2 separate regions of the Homo sapiens genome follow, and region 1 is linked to region 2. Evidence: chromatin contacts called from ENCODE Hi-C or POLR2A ChIA-PET data. All regions are on one chromosome and are shown on one strand. Each heading gives the region's core, a stretch centred on a gene start or an enhancer-like site at or near the end of the contact. The rest is flanking DNA. Distances are from core to core; before and after follow the strand shown.

Region 1 (4,787 bases), core at 2,050-4,549, 1.9 Mb before region 2:
ATGCCTCAGCCTCCTGAGTAGCTGGGATTACAGGCATGTACCACTATGCCCAGCTAATTTTTATATTTTTAGTAGAGATGGGGTTTCACCATGTTGGCCAGGCTGGTCTCGAACTCCTGGCCTCAAGTGATCTCCCTGCCTCGGCCTCCCAAAGTGCTGGGATTACAGGTGTGAGCCACCATGCCCCGCTCTCCCAATTTTTTTTTTTTTTTTTAATTAGCTGGGCATAGTGGTGTGCACCTATGGTCCTGGCTACTTGGGAGGCTGAGGTAGGAGGATTGCTTGAGCCAAAGAGGTCGAGGCTGGAGTGAGCTTCGTGCCACTGCAGTCCAGCCTGGGTGAGGCTGAGACCCTGTCTCAAAAACAACAATAAGAGTGGAGTGGTCTATTTTCTTTATGGAAGACCAGAACGGTAAAAGAGGAATTGGCAAGTCAGCAGTGAATTATATTACTGAGGTAATGGGTCTTAAAAGAAACAAAATAGCAAGAGTGCTTCTAGGGTTAAACTTTCCTAAGAGCAAACATGAGACAAACAAGGTGCCTGTCTTTACTAGCCAAGAATTATCATACTAGAATGCTTTCAGCTCAGTATTCCCATCCACCTGTACTCCTCTGACACTGGAGCACCATAGAAACACTCAGATAGAATTCCCACAGGTAAAGGATCCCTTCCAGCAGCTCTGCCAGGGGATATATGTCTTCAGCCATCTGAGGGAACACTTTGGAATCTCAAGAGATACGTAAGTTTATATAAAATGGGTGTTTATAAGCAACAAAACTATTTCCTCTTACCACTAACATGGGGAAATTTCCATATTGGCACATATTTATATGAAAAGCAGAGATGTTTTTCTATGAAAATCACCTTTTAAAAAAAAATTTGTCCTGACTTGTGTATTTTCCTTTGTAGTGATTACATTGCCTTCCTCCTTTTTTTTTTTGGCCCTCATATACAGAGACTATGGAAGAGAGTACCTGGATCTAGTTTATTCCAAAGACAGACAAGCAGTTTGTGCCTCCACTCCAGGATGACTAACTACAACGATTACACGTAAAAAGACAAAACAAGGCCGGGCGCGGCGGTTCACGCTTGTAATCCCAGCACTTTGGGAGGCCGAGGCAGGCGTATTACGAGGTCAGGAGATCGAGACCTTCCTGGCTAAGACGGTGAATCCCCGTCTCTACTAAAAATACAAAAAATTAGCCGGACATGGTGGCGGGCGCCTGTAGTTTCAGCTACTCGGGAGACTGAAGCAGGAGAATGGCGTGAACCCGAGAGGCGGAGCTTGCAGTGAGCTGAGATCGCGCCACTGCACTCCAGCCTGGGCGACAGAGCGAGACTCCGTCTCAAAAAAAAAAGAAAAAGAAAAAGAAAAAAAAAAAAACCTTGCTACACTAAGTTCCTGAGGGCCAAGGAAAGCCATTTAGATCTTTGGGTTTCATTTGCTTCACTTAAGCATCTTTATTTTTGCACTTGAACGTCTGGCAGAGCATTTTGATGATGATGATGCACAAATACTACGAATAAATGGATGCGTGACTAGCTAAATAGAACACAAGATTTTGAAAGACTTGAGTCAAAAACAGTAGGCAAATCAAAGAAGCAATCCCAAACAGATGCTATCTTTCAGAAATTAACAGATTATTTCACCTGCAACATATTCCCATCCTAGAAAGGGCATTCCTGCATTACAATCATTTATGCTTGGATAAAGGCAAAACGAACAGATGTCCAAGAACCACCCTCATTACCTGAGGCCTATGGCAGAAACATGTCTCCTTTCTTGGAGTCTGAGTAGACTTGATCAAAATCACCCACAGGTATAAATTCACATTATAATATCACACACCAAAGCCTCAGTGAATATCTTTATCTTGGACAAACATATGATCCATTCACTTAAAGGTGAAATCATGTGGTTGAACAAAGTATACTGCAATTCTGCTAAACTCATTTAGAAGCTGGCTCAAGGCCGGGTGCGGTGGCTCACGCCTGTAATCCCAGCACTTTGGGAGGCAGAGGCGGGCGGATCACTTGAGGTCAGGAGTTACAGACCAGCCTGGCCAACATGGCGAAACCCCGTCTCTACTAAAAATACAAAAAGTAGCCGGGCGTGGTGGCGCGTGCCTGTAATTCCAGCTACTCGGGAGGCTGAGGCAGGAGAATCGCTTCAACAGGGGAGGCGGAGGTCGCGGTAAGCCGAGATCGTGCCATTGCACGCCAGCCTGGGCAACAAGAGCGAAACTCTGTCTCAAAAAAAAAAAAAAAAAAAAGAAAAGAAAAAAGAATCTGGCTCAATATAGCTGTCCTCTGATAAAGCCCTGTGGCTCTCCTCCATCCCTTCGAACACACTCCTCCTTCCATTTCAGGCCCCAAGGCCTGTTCTGCAACTAATCTGACATCTTTCCATTACTTTGGAAGCCTAGGGCTCCACCACACCCTATCCCAACCAGATTTCTACCCTCCTACCAACAAACGTGCATGAGTTGACATACCAAACCAACTCTTAGGGCCAAACTAATCCTGTTCCCCCCAATTCTCGGAAACTCAAGCGTCCTAACAAATCTTAAGAGTCTGATGAGTCCATTCCTTTCCCTTGGAACGTCTGGCCCTTGCGTTGACCCCTCGGCTTCCATGGTCACAACTAGCTCTGGTTCTCCTGGCCCCTTCCTATCCCTCTCTTCGGGGCCTCTGCCAGAGCTCACACTGAACCTGTTTCCTCATCTGTAGGACCCTTGGAGGTTGGGAGGAGGCCTATATGACCCCCCCAATCCAACTCCGGATCTAACATTGAAGGGGCCCAGCATTCCCCTAGACCCTCACTCTTTCTCTTGCCCACGCCCCAAACTCCTTCTCCATCTAGGCTACCACCTCGCCCACGCGCCTAGCATCACCCGCCGCGGCCCAAGCTCCCCCAGCCCCTGCTTCCGGGCTTTCCTTGCAGTTCTGCTTCCGGCCCTCGGCCCTTCCCACAGCGGGGCGCCCCCGGCCCGCGCCCGGCCCCCGAGCCGCTCGCTCCCGGGCTCTCACCGCTCGAAGAGCAGCCTCACGAAGAAGATGCCCGCCGCCAGCGGGAACACCGAGAGGATGTGCCGGCCGCGGGGGTAACCGTAGCCGTCGGCCGGCCCCTCCAGATCAGCCCAGCTCACGTTCTCGGGTAGCCAGAAGCGCTCGCTCCACAGCCAGCCCCACAGCAAGCTTAGGGGTCCCTGCGCTGCTGTCGCCATCTTACGCCCACCCCGAAGCCACCGCCGCCACAAGCGTCAGCTGCCGCCACAGCCAACGGAACCCGCGGGGAGGCGGCCCCAGGGCGGGGCCCGGCCGGCGGCCACCCCCTTCCGGCCCCTTCTGGTCACTGCCACGGATCCGCCCGCCTCCCTGGCAGGGCCGGGCCTCTTCACCGCCCATCTCTCCTCCCGGCCCACTTCCCTCACTGCAACCCGGGGACCGCCTCCGGGGATCCACGCCCCTTCCCGAGCCTCTGACTCGCCCAGCCCGGCCCTGGGACCACGCCTCGGGCGGCCCTGGGCCCGCCCTCTTTTGCTGCTGGTCTAGGCCACGCTTCTACTCCTCCCTCACTCTTCCATCCAGCTACGGCCACACCCCTTATTTCAGGCCTAGCTCCTTTACGGGGACATTCTCCTTTCTCAGCCTGTTGGAATCGAATCCGTTCCGGCTCCCACCCAGGCGGTACCTCTGTCTCCACTCCCGGAGGCCAGATCGATCTCTCAGGTCAGGGCTTCTCTTGGATGTCAGCTGGTCCTGCCCACTACTGTCCGCCACTAGAGTTCTTTTCGCTCCCAACCTTTTCTTCCCTTCGTGCCCCGTGACCTCAGCCTACTTTCACTGCTTTATCCCTTAAAAATTAGTCACTTTTCCTCAGAAAAAATGGACTTAACAGTTTACAAAAGGCCGGGCGCGGTGGCTCACGCCTGTAATCCCAGCACTTTCAGAGGCCGAGGCTGGCGGATCACCTGAGGTCAGGAGTTCGAGACCAGCCTGGCCAACATGGCAAAACCCCGTCTCTACTAAAAATACAAAAATTAGCTGGGCCTGGTGGCGCTGTGCCTGTAATCCCAGCTACTCGGAAAGCTGGGACAGGAGAATCGCTTGAACCTGGGAGGCGGAGGTCGCAGTGAGCCGAAATCGCGCCATTGCACTCCAGCCTGGGCGACAGACCAAAGACTCCGTCCCAAAATAAAAATAAAAAAAGTTTACAAAAATCCTTTTATTCTTCTCTTGGGGAAAAGGAAATGGAAGAAAAACAAAGTGAAAAGGGAAGCACTCAAAAAGTATACGTAAAGGCAGGCCGGGTGTGGTGGCTCACGCCTGTAATCCCAGCACGTTGGAAGGCCAAGGCGGAAGAATCACCTGAGGTAAGGAGTTCGAGACCAGGCTGGCCATGGTGAAACCCCGTCCCTACTAAAAATACAAAAATTACCCGGGTGTGGTGGTGCATGCCTGTAATCCTAGCTACTCGGGAGGCTGAGGCAGGAGAATTGCTTGAGGCGGAGATCACAGTGAGCCGAGACCACGCCATTGCCCTCCAGCCTAGGCAACAGAGCGTCTCAAAACAAAAACAAACAAAAAAAGGCCGGGCGCGGCTCACGCCTGTAATCCCAACACTTTGGGAGGCCGAGGCGGGCGGATCATGAGGTCAGGAGATCGAGACCATCCTGGCTAACACGGTGAAACCCCATCTCTATTAAAATACAAAAAATTAGCCAGGCATGGTGGCGGGCGCCTGTAGTCCCAGCTACTTGGGAGGCTCAGGCAGGAGAATGGC
Region 2 (5,050 bases), core at 1,009-3,508:
AAGAGGAGCCTGAGAAACTCGGGGTGCACGTGGGGGCTGCAGGTGTCATTCCAGGGCTGCACTCCACCCACATCCCCATGCCTCCTGTTTCACGGCCCACTCTGTTACTGAACTGGTGGCCCTGGGCACAGGGGGGCACCCACACACTCTGATGCCCACTGCAGAGGGCAGAGCCACACACCCCTCCAGGGACTAGGCACATACACCCTTACTTCTGAGAGTAACGTGGCTAGGCTCAGGAGTGTAGGAGGGCGTTCTCCCAGCATATGGTGATCATATGTTAAGAATTATTATTATGTTGGTCAGGTGCGGTGGCTCACACCTGTAATTCTAGCACTTTTAGAGGCTGAGGTGGGAGGATTGCTTGAGTCCAGGAGTTTGAGACCAGCCTGGGCAACATGATGAAATCCTGTCTCTACAAAAAATACAAAAATTAGCCGGGCGTGGTGGCATGTGCCTTTAGTCCCAGCTACTCGGGAGTTTGAGATGGGAGGATCGCTTGAGCCCAGGAGGTTGAGGCTGCAGTGAGCCAAGATTGTGCCACTACACTCCAGTCTGGGTGACAAAGTGAGACCCTGTCTCCAAAAAAAAAAAAAAAAAAAAAAAAAAAGAAGAGAGAAGTATGAATGATTATGGCCATGCCAATTCTGTGCCTTTAAGATACCTGCTTAAGGGGCCGGGAGCAGTGGCTCACGCCTGTAATCCCAGCACTTTGGGAGGCTGATGCAGGCAGATCATGAGGTCAAGTGATCGAGACCATCCTGGCCAACATAGTGAAACCCCGTCTTTACTAAAAATACAAAAATTAGCTGGGCGTGGTGGCTCATGCCTGTAGTCCCAGCAACTTGGGAGGCTGAGGCAGGAGACTTGCTTGAACCCAGGAGGCGGAGGTTGCAGTGAGCTGAGATTGAGCCACTGCACTCCAGCCTCGTGACAGAGCAAGACTCCGTCTCAAACAAAACAAAAAAACAAAAAAGATACCTGCTTAAAAGACAAAAAGACCAGGCCAGGCGCGGTAGCTCATGCCTGTAATCCCAGCACTTTGGGAGGCCGAGGTGGGTGGATTACGAGGTCAGGAGTTCAAGACCAGCCTGGCCAAGATGGTGAAACCCCGTCTCTACTAAAAATACAAAAATTAGCTGGGCGTGGTGGTGGGCGCTTGTAATCCCAGCTACTTGGGAGGCTGAAGCAGAGAATTACTTGAACCCGGGAAGCGGAGGTTGCAGTGAGCCAAGATGGTGCCACTGCACTCCAGCCTGGGTGACAAAGCGAGACTCCATTTTAAAAAACAAAAACAAAAACAAAAACAAAAAGACCAAAATTCAACTTCTCCCTAAAAATATTAATGCTTTAAGTGAAATTATCTCTCTAGTATTCCCCAAATCCTTTAGTGGAATAGGCATAATAGGCACTCCCAGGGAGCTAGGACCTGTTTACTCTGATTCCAGGACCTTCTGACAGGTGGGAAGCCCCCAGCTGGAGAAGTGTGGGACATTTTCTAAAAGAGCAGTGGAAAGTGAGTGAGTTGCCCCATCTGCCTGACCACAGATTGCCTGTCCAATGACAGGAGGGACGCATACATGCACACACACTCCACCTCTCTCCTTGGTGCTCAGATGTGGGGGCAGAATTCCCCTCCAAACGCCTGCAGCAGCATTCCCTGAAGACCCTGCCTGTGCCCAGACCCTGCCCATGACTTTGCACCCTCCTTGTGTGCCTGTGGGTCCTGCAGTTCTGAGCCCATGGCCAAGGCACAGGGGAAACAGGCCCCTAATGTACTCCAGAGACGGCCGGTGTGGTGGCCCACACCTGTAATCCAACATTTTGGGAGGCTGAGGTGGGTGGATTGCTTGAGCTCAGGAGTTTGAGACCAGCCTGGGCAACAGAGTGAAACCCCGTCTCTACAAAACATACAAAAATTAGCCAGGCATGGTGGCATACACCTGTAGTCCCAGCTACTTGGGAGGCAAAAGTGGGAGGATCACTTGAGCCAGGGAGGCTGAGGCTGCAATGAGCTATGGTTGCATCACTGCATTCAAGCCTGGGCAACAGAATGAGACCCTGTCTCAAAAAACAAAAACCACACACACACAAGACAGAACACCAGAGAGCTAAGGAATACCTACCCCTCTGCCATATAAACCTGTGTGGGGAAGGGCTTGGCTTCCTTCAGTTCCCTCCCGCCTGCCTCATGTCTCTCCAGGCACTCTCCCTTGAGGGTTGTCACCGGTAACCAGAGCTGGCTCCCCTGGTGAGAGCAGGAGCAGCGTTACTTAGCAACAGGCACAGCACACAAAATCCAGCTAATCTGGGCTGCCCCAGTGGCCAGCCCTCCTACAGCCCTCAGGGCGGTGGCTGCTGGCCAGCAGCACACCCCTAGAAGTGGACACTTATAAACTTCTGCATCTTTCTACCCCAGCAAACCCTAAGTTCCAGCTTGGGCAAGAAGGACTCTTGCACACAAAGGCACAAAGACATGGGCAGGGTGTGGGCACAGGCAAGGTCTTCAGGGAATGCTGCTGCAGGGGCATTTTCTCCGCCCTCCCTGTCCCTCTCCCCTTCCTTAGGCCCTGTCTCCCTTCACAGTATCTACAGAACTCTCTGAGGCGGGGGTCCCAGCTCTGCAGCAAGCCATGAAATGAAGGGCAAATCCCTTCACCTCTGGGTAGCTCAACTTCTCTGGGAAGCAATAACATAGCAGCTCAGTGTAAGGACTTTGAGGCCACACTGGTCTGGATGCAAATCCATGCTCTGCTACTTCTCAGCTGTGTGACACTGGACATGTTTACTTAACCTTTTATTTATTTTTTATTTTGTATTATTTTTTGAGACGGAGTCTTGCTCTGCTGCCCAGGTTGGAGTGTAGTGGTGCAATCTTCGCTAACTGCAACCTCCACCTCTCAGGTTCAAGTGGTTCTCCTGCCTCAGCCTCCTGAGTAGCTGGGATTACAGGCATAGGCCACCATGCTGGGCTAATTTTTGTATTTTTAGTAGAGACGGGGTTTCATTATGTTGGCCAGTCTGGTCTCGAACTCCTGACCTCATGTGATCCGCCTGCCTTGGCCTCCCAAAGTGCTGGGATTACAGGCGCGAGCCACCACACCTGGCCTACTTAACCTTTTAGAGCCTCAGTTTCCTCAATACTAAAATAGTGCCCACCTTAGATGGCTGCTGAAAGAAGAGACAAAGGAAAAAAGTCATCGGCACAGAGTCTGGCACAAGGGCCTGTGGATTGGGCTGAGTGCTCCTCTCGCGCATCCCCAGCTCTGTCCCCCTTAGTCACTGGCCTCCAGCCACTTGCCTTACTCTGCTGCTCTAACAAGCTGGCACTCTTTCATTACTGTTTCCTCTCCCTGCAACTTATCCCTTTCCCCTAACTCTCCACCGACAAACTCCCCTCAGTTTATTTATTTTGAGATAGGGTCTCACTCTGTCGCCCAGGCTGGAGTGCAGTGGTGCTGTCACAGCTCGCTACAGCCTCAGACTCCTGGGCTCAAGTGATTCTCTCACCTCCGCCCTGAAGTAGCTGGGACCATAGTCCCGTAACACCAAGCAGGCTATTTTTTAATTATTATTATTACTTTTAGTAGAAACAAAGTCTCCCTTACGTTGCCCAGGCTGGTCTCAAACTCCTGAGCTCAAATGATCCTCCCATCTCGGCCTCCCAAAGTGCTGAGATTACAGGCATGAGCCTCCAGTGGTGCCCAGCCTTCCCTCAGTTTAAAAGCTACTTCCCGCCAGGCACAGTGGCTCACGCCTGTAATCTCAACACTTTGGGAGGCCGAGGCGGGCAGATCACATGAGGTCAGGAGTGTGAGACCAGCCTGGCCCACATGGTGAAACCCCATCTCTACTAAAAATACAAAAATTAGCCAGGTTTGGTGGCATGCGCCTGTAATCCCAGCTACTCATGAGGCTGAGGTAGGAGAATGGCTTGAACCTGGGAGGCAGAGGTTGCAGTGAGCCGAGATCATGCTACTGCACTCCAGCCTGGGTGACAGAGTGAGACTCCGTCTCAAAACAAACAAACAAACAAATAAAAAAGCTACTTCCTTGGAGAAGCTTTCTCTTATCCATCCCTTGCGAAAATTACAGCTGCCTGTTAAATATCTCACTGACATCCTCCATTTCATTTTCTCTTTATGGTTGTGATGGTTAATTTTTTTTTTTTTTTTTTTGAGACGGAGTCTCGCTCTGTTGCCCAGGCTGGAGCGCAGTGACGCAATCTCAGCTCACTGCAACCTTCGGCTCACTGCAATTTCCGTCTCCTGGGTTCAAGCAATTCTCCTACCTCAGCCTCCGGAGTAGCTGGGATTACAGGTGCCCGCCACCACGCCCAGCTAATTTTGTATTTTTAGTAGAGACGGGGTTTCACCATGTTGGTCAGGCAGGTCTGGAACTCCCGGCCTCAAGTGATCCGCCCGCCTCGGCCTCCCAAAGTGCTGGGATTACAGGCTTGAGCCACCGTGATGGTTAATTTTAAGTGTCAACTTGACTGGGCTAAGGGATGCTCAAATAGCTGGTAAAATGTTATTTCTAGGTGTATTTGTGAGGCTGTTTCTGGAAGAGATTAGTATTTGAATCAGTAGACTGAGTAAAGAAGACCGCCCTCACCGCTATGGGCAGGCATAATTTAATCTGTTAAGGACCTGAATAGAATAAAAAGGCAGAGGAAGGGCAAATTTGCTCTTCTTTGAGGTGGGACACCATATTTTCCCTGCTTCAGACATCCATGCTCTGATTCTTGCACCTTCAGACGCGGACTGGAACTACTCCAGCTTGCGGAGGGCAGATCCTGGGTACTTCTCAGCGTCCATAATCATGGGAGCTAATGCCTCATAATAAATCTTTTTCTATATCTCTGTATATCCATCCTATTGGTTCTGTTTCTCTGGAGAACGCTGGCTAACACCATGGCACTTACTGCTTATGTGCAAGATTGTTGAACATTCATCTCTCCTACTTGGCTGTCAGCCCGGGGACAGGAGCTGTGTCTGTTTTGTTCTGTGCTGTGCTGTGTTTCCAGTGAGAGGGCTGGCCTAGGTGTTTC

The links. A loop is a pair of places that touch in the nucleus more often than their neighbours do. ChIA-PET counts read pairs that join two places held with the same protein, here RNA polymerase II (POLR2A). Pooled maps may share reads with other maps.
Region 1: a pooled map shows a loop between it and region 2 (1.9-fold over the local background). The contact joins the promoter of CERS5 here to the enhancer-like site in region 2. A Hi-C loop is called at or near these places in 2 of 50 pooled maps. POLR2A ChIA-PET finds 5 or more read pairs at or near these places in 3 of 52 experiments (HEK293T, OCI-LY7 and WTC11).

The regions. Positions count from the first base shown.
Region 1 is chr12:50,164,070-50,168,856 of GRCh38, forward strand. CERS5 (ceramide synthase 5) reads right to left here and starts at 3,300. Exons shown (of 10, transcript NM_147190.5): 1 at 3,032-3,300. The coding sequence starts at 3,228. It overlaps LOC124902931 (a long non-coding RNA gene), which reads left to right. Exons shown (of 2, transcript XR_007063304.1): 2 at 957-1,554. RefSeq lists enhancers at 2,647-2,786, 3,677-3,836, 3,888-4,649 and silencers at 2,927-3,076, 3,177-3,576.
Region 2 is chr12:52,027,620-52,032,669 of GRCh38, forward strand. All of the region lies in intron 1 of LOC124902934 (a long non-coding RNA gene), which reads left to right. It also overlaps a transcript of NR4A1 not described here. Among named protein-coding and RNA genes, the nearest start is that of NR4A1, 21 kb to the right of the region's middle. Within about 2 kb of position 2,259, at least 7 of the 41 ENCODE cell types and tissues checked have a DNase peak (open chromatin) inside an H3K27ac peak, as active enhancers do.